Regions from separate parts of the Homo sapiens genome. Here region 2 is linked to region 1. A link is a loop called in an ENCODE intact Hi-C map of the cell type or tissue named here. Cell type or tissue: breast epithelium. All regions are shown on one strand. Each heading gives the region's core, and the rest is flanking DNA. Links, peaks and the distances in the headings are about the cores only.

Region 1 (2,804 bases), core at 26-2,525:
CTTTAAAAAAAAAACAACAGATTTTGATTTTGGCTCCATCTGTAGATTTTCCTGTTAAAAGATATAAGAAATGTTTAAAATTCCCCTACCATCTTATAGATTAAGCCTAAGTCTTTAAGACACTTAAAATTTCGCTTGCGAAATGCCCTTTCAGTCTCATTTAGCCTGAAGACATGACTTGGAAAAACATCAATGGTTATTTACTTACCTGGCTTGAATGTCAGTTCAAAAGGCTAGTTTATTATAGTATTTTTAAGTCACGCATTTTTTGAATATGGGCTAGGCACTGTTCTAGGCACTGGATATACAGGGATGAATAAGATCGGGGAAGCACACAGTAAACAACTAAATTAATAGCATGATTTTAGATACAGATTGGTGTTATCAAGAAAATAAAGACAGACTGGGCACAGTGGCTCACACCTGTAATCCCAGCACTTTAGGAGGCTGAAGTGAGGATCACTTGAGCCTAGGAGGTTGAGGCTGTAGTGAGTGGTGATCATGCCACTACACTCCAGCCTGGGTGAGAGCATAAGACACTGTCTCAAAGGGGAAGAAAAAGGGTGAAGCCCAGTGTCTCACACCTGTAATACCAGCATTTTGAGAGGCCAAGGCAGGAGGATCCTTTGAGGCCAGACGTTTGAGACCAGCCTGGGCAACAAAGTGAGACAATCTCTTAAAAAAAAAAAAAAAAAGCTGGGCGTGGTGGCTCACGCCTGTAATCCCAACACTTGGGAGGCCGAGGCGGGTGGATCACAAGGTCAGGAAATCGAGACCATCCTGGCCAACGTGGTGAAACCCCGTCTCTACTAAAATATAATGGTGCACGCCTGTAGTCCCAGCTACTCTGGAGGCTGAGGCAGGGGAATTGCTTGAACCCGGGAGGTGGAGGTTGCAGTGAGCTAAGATCACGCCACTGCACTCCAACCTGGCGATAGAGTGAGACTCTGTCTCAAGAAAAAAAAAAAACAAAAAAACAGACAGAGAATAATGTTCAAATAATACGTTGAAGATGTATGAAACCATACATAGGCACTGACTTGTTCAACTGTGAATATACATTCCCATGCTTCCCTGCTGCCTCAACTTTGCTCGGCTTGTAATGAAATCTCCTGTAGCTCTGCACATAAATGCTATCCACACTTTAAGACACATGACAACTACATACATCATTCACAGTGTGCCAACTTTGCTTTTAGACTGGCTTCCTTTAAGCCAGAATGGCTGCTGCAGGCCCATATTGGGTGATGTCCATTGGCAGAAAAAAGAGAGCATCTCTTTTGGTATCTTCTGAAGAGCAAGTAAATCTTTCTCCAAAGTGCTTCATTACATCGTTTCACATTTCTTTTCTTTGTTTTATTTTTTTTTGAGACAGGATCTCACTCTGTCACACAGGCTGGAGTGCAGTGGTGCAATCATGGCTCACTGCAGCCTTGAACTCCCAGCGTCAAGCAATCCTCCCATCTCAGCCTCCTGAGTAGCTGGGACTACAGGTGTGTGCCACCATGCCCAGCTAATTTTTGTATTTTTTTGTAGAGATGGGGGTGTATGTGGGGGGGGTTATACTATGTTTCCCAGGCAGGTCTTGAACTCCTGGGCTCAAGCAATCTTCTCACCTCAGGCTCCCAAAGTGCTGGAATTACAGGTGTGAACCACAGAGGCTGGCCCTTTCACACTTAGGCCAACAGGAATTTATCCCTCAGCTAGATATGGGTTTACCTTTCCCTGGTCATAGCATGAGAGAAGAACACTGAGCAAGATCAGAGGCTGTTTGCAAAGAGCATGTGAAAGGGGCTGCTTCAATACTTAAGGCGTTCAGCCTTGTACTGTAGTAATCTACATAAGATGCTTTCCCATTAATTTCAAGGCTCTTTGAGGAAAGCTTGTCTTATATATCTTCATGTTTTTCAGCACTTAGCCCAGTGCCTTGCACATAATATGCATTAACTCTTTTTTTTTTTTTTTTTTGGAGATGGAGTCTCACTCTGTTGCCCAGACTGGAGTGCAGTGGCTCAATCTCGGCTGACTGCAATCTCCGCTTCCCGGGTTCAAGTGATTCTCCTGCCTCAGTCTCCTGAGTAGCTGGGACTATAGGCGCACACCACTGTGCCCAGCTAATTTTTGTATTTTTTTTTTTTTTAGAAAAGACGGGGGTTTCACCATGTTGGGCACATTGGACTCAAACCCCTGACCTCGTGATCCGCCCACCTCGGCCTCCCAAAGTGCTGGGATTACAGGCTTGAGCCACCGCACATGGCCTGCATTAACTCTTTTATTTGGATTTAAAAATTCCCCAAAGTGAATTTTTATTGGATAATTTTTTTTAATGTGTCAATGATTTGAAGCTCATGGATAATTTGAAATTACTTATGATACTTTGGCTTTATAAAATATTTTCTTCTAAAGCTTCAAGGTTCCATATTTAATTTTATGCTTGCTTTCATACTTTATGGGGCAGAGGGAAAGAACTGCTATGCACAATCTTCATTACACATGAAGAAACATTTATTTGATAGCTTGTTCAATGTCTTAACAGTTAACAGGCAAGAGAATCTAGATTTTCCGAATCCCAGTCCAGAGCTATTCCTACTGGTGCATATTGCCTTTAAACAGATCACTCCACTCCTCCTTTACCTGAAATATTCAAGTATTTCATGTAACTGTTATTGTTGATCATGCTTTTTGTTTTTCTTTTCTCTCTCCTCCTACCCCGGACAAATTAACCCTAGTTATAAAATTTGTCTTGTTTGGAGGTACGTAATCTACAGGCTGACAGAGGAATGAAAATGTGAAGGTTATGAGCT
Region 2 (2,804 bases), core at 245-2,744, 1.3 Mb before region 1:
TACAACTGTCCAGATGATTCCAATGTGTAATGTGTAGCTATGGCTGAGAACCACTATTCCCTTATAAGAAGGTCAAACATCACCAGTGAAACACATGGGCAGCATCCAGGGACTAACACAGGGCAAATGTTTCCTGTGTACCGAAAGGCATAATTTGCAACACGAAGGAACATTATCTCCATGAACACAAGGCTGCTCTCCTAGATGAATGAGGGATAGGACCGTGCAGTTCAAGTCCACTCAAGGGTGGCACAATCAGTGTCAGTGCTCCAGTCTGAGAAACTGCAGACTAGAAAACCCAGACAGGGCAGAACGCAGCTGTAATGAATCAACTTTCAAGAGCAAAATCATTGATAAGAGAGAGAAAAATGAAGAACAAGGAACTGAACGAAAATCTTTTAAGACACAAAAGAAACTTTTTTTTTTTCTTTAGACGGAGTCTCACTCTGTCGCCCAGGCTGGAGTGCAGTGGCACGATCTCGGGCACTGCAAGCTCCACCTCCCGGGTTCATGCCATTCTCCTGCCTCAGCCTCCTGAGTAGCTTGGACTACAGGCGTCTGCCACCACGCCCGGCTAATTATTTTTTTGTATTTTTTTAGTAGAGACGGGGTTTCACCATGTTAGCCAGGATGATCTCGATCTCCTGACCTTGTGATCCACCCCCCTCAGCCTCCCAAAGTGGTGGGATTACAGGCATGAGCCACTGTGCCCTGCCAAGAAACATGTTTTTTTAAGAGCTGATTACTTTAAAAAACAGCACAGACACTAACTACTCCTATATAATTTGAGATGCTTAAAAGGACGTGGGAAATGCCATAATGCATTCCATCAATATCAATACAGACACAATAAAAATTAGCTCTGATTCTGTTTATACTCTAGGTAAAGGGATTTAATTATAAAAACTCTGAGACAGCAATTGTTAAATGCAAAAATTCTTTTGCTCATAGTTCCATCATGAAAGAAGTCATTTACACATTATTTCATTTTAAAATTATAGTAAATTGGCTGGGTACGGTGGCTCACGCCTGTAATCCCATCACTTTGGGAGGCTGAGGTCGGTGGATCATGAGGTCAGGAGATCGAGACCATCCTGGCCAACATGGTGAAACCCCGTCTCTACTAAAAACACAAAAATTAGCTGGGTGTGCTTGTAGTCCCAGCTACTTGGGGGGCTGAGGCAGGAGAATCACTTGAACCCAGGAGGCGGAGGTTGCAGCGAGCCGACATCGCACCACTGCACTCCAGCCTGGCAACAGAGTGAGGCTCTGTCTCAAAATAAATAAATAAATAAATAAAATTACAGTAAATTATGCTGTTGGCCTTTGTCAAATTCTTAATACAAGTGAGGTATAATTGCCAAGAAATTCCAGAGCAGGAATGATGTTACTTCCACTTTGGAAATACAAAATGTTCTTGGAAGATTGCGCTAATAAAATTGTGTGAGAACTACAAGTGAAGTTCTAGGTCATAATACTTTGTAGACAGAGGAATTTTATGGTCTTTACAGTCTTAAAGAAAATCAGGTACAAAAGATCAATGTTACATCAAATGAAGGGCTGACTTCATGGATAGTCAGCATTTTGCTAATACTGTGCAGGAAAAAATTTCAGTAACAGACACTAGGGAGTTTTTGCTTTGTCATTGCTAGGCAGGTCTAAAGAACTTCTATATTGTGTTACCCTATTTTCATATACTGTTACAAAATTGCATAATCATATACAAACTAAAGAATTCTATCTGACAAAATATTTCAGAAGACACTAGAAATAGCTTGGCATCCAACTCCCGGGCAGTCTCAGTCTTTTTTGATTCTGGGTGTGTGACCCAGAACCTGGACTGTTCTGATGACTAGCACTGGTTCTCCGTATTGGACAGGGGCTGGATCTTAGCCTGATCCAGCATGGCTCCATGCCTCTGTCCTGGGACAGCTCAGACGCTCATCTCTTTCCTGGTTCACTTTCAAAAAATCCCTATGACATTTAAAACAAATGCCCTGTGAGTGAATGAAAACAAAACATCAAGCACTACAATAATTTCTGGAAGGCTCCATCTTCTGGAACATAGCTCAACGCTGGAACTTAACAAAAAACACGTCCAAATCCCTGGCACAAAGCACAAGCACTGAAAACCTGGCATTTTTGCTTTATTCTCTGAGTAGTAAAAGGCCCTCGAGTCATTTCTTGGAGCTTGCTGATGTTCATGTACATACCATTTATTGAAAATAACTTAATGCTCTGACTTCTCAAACCTTGACAGAGATCTTGGCAGGGAAGTGATTTATTAAAGGGAAATGTAAAGGGTCTGCCAATAGCAGGCACCCTCTGATAGCTCTATGGGTGAGGACAAGGGAGACTAACAACACAAAAAGTTAAGTCTCTATACTATGAGAGAGACAGTGTCTGTGGCTTTCTTTTGGTCTCTGGGATCACAACTTCCCCATCCCTACCCACCCAGGGAGCATCCTTCATTTGTGCAATTTGGTTCCTAGATCATCTTTGTAGGGCTGAGTCAAGGGAAGGGATCAAACACCTTTTCTAAAAACAACTCTAAAGCTACTTCAGGGACTGTAGGAAAGGTGGGGAAAGGGAGAGGGACAGATGAGAGAGAGAGAGACAGACAGACACACACACACACACACACACACACACACACACAGAGAGAGACAGAGAGGAATAGAGAGGGAGGAAGGAAGAAAAGGAGAGAGAGAATGAGCAGAGAAGAGGAACTGTTTGTGAAAAGAGAAGATGACATAAACAGCTGGTAAAATGCTAAGACTTTGTGGTGGGAGAAAGAAAACGAA

What was found. Peaks named below come from ENCODE experiments on the same cell type or tissue, not always from the same donor. Only the 100,000 strongest peaks of a DNase experiment are listed, where the experiment ranks them.
Region 2: a loop joins it to region 1, with 36 times the contacts of the local background. A loop is called at or near these places in 1 of 110 quality-filtered maps.

What each region holds. Positions count from the first base shown.
Region 1 is chr2:197,510,997-197,513,800 of GRCh38, forward strand. All of the region lies in intron 2 of HSPE1-MOB4 (HSPE1-MOB4 readthrough), which reads left to right. Among named protein-coding and RNA genes, the nearest start is that of MOB4, 3.7 kb to the right of the region's middle. In breast epithelium, for the core only: no CTCF peak of the experiment used is centred there; no DNase peak of the experiment used is centred there.
Region 2 is chr2:196,245,974-196,248,777 of GRCh38, forward strand. The region is part of intron 19 of HECW2 (HECT, C2 and WW domain containing E3 ubiquitin protein ligase 2); the gene reads right to left. Among named protein-coding and RNA genes, the nearest start is that of HECW2-AS1, 13 kb to the right of the region's middle. In breast epithelium, for the core only: no CTCF peak of the experiment used is centred there; no DNase peak of the experiment used is centred there; H3K4me3 peaks cover 436 bases; H3K27ac peaks cover 1,046 bases.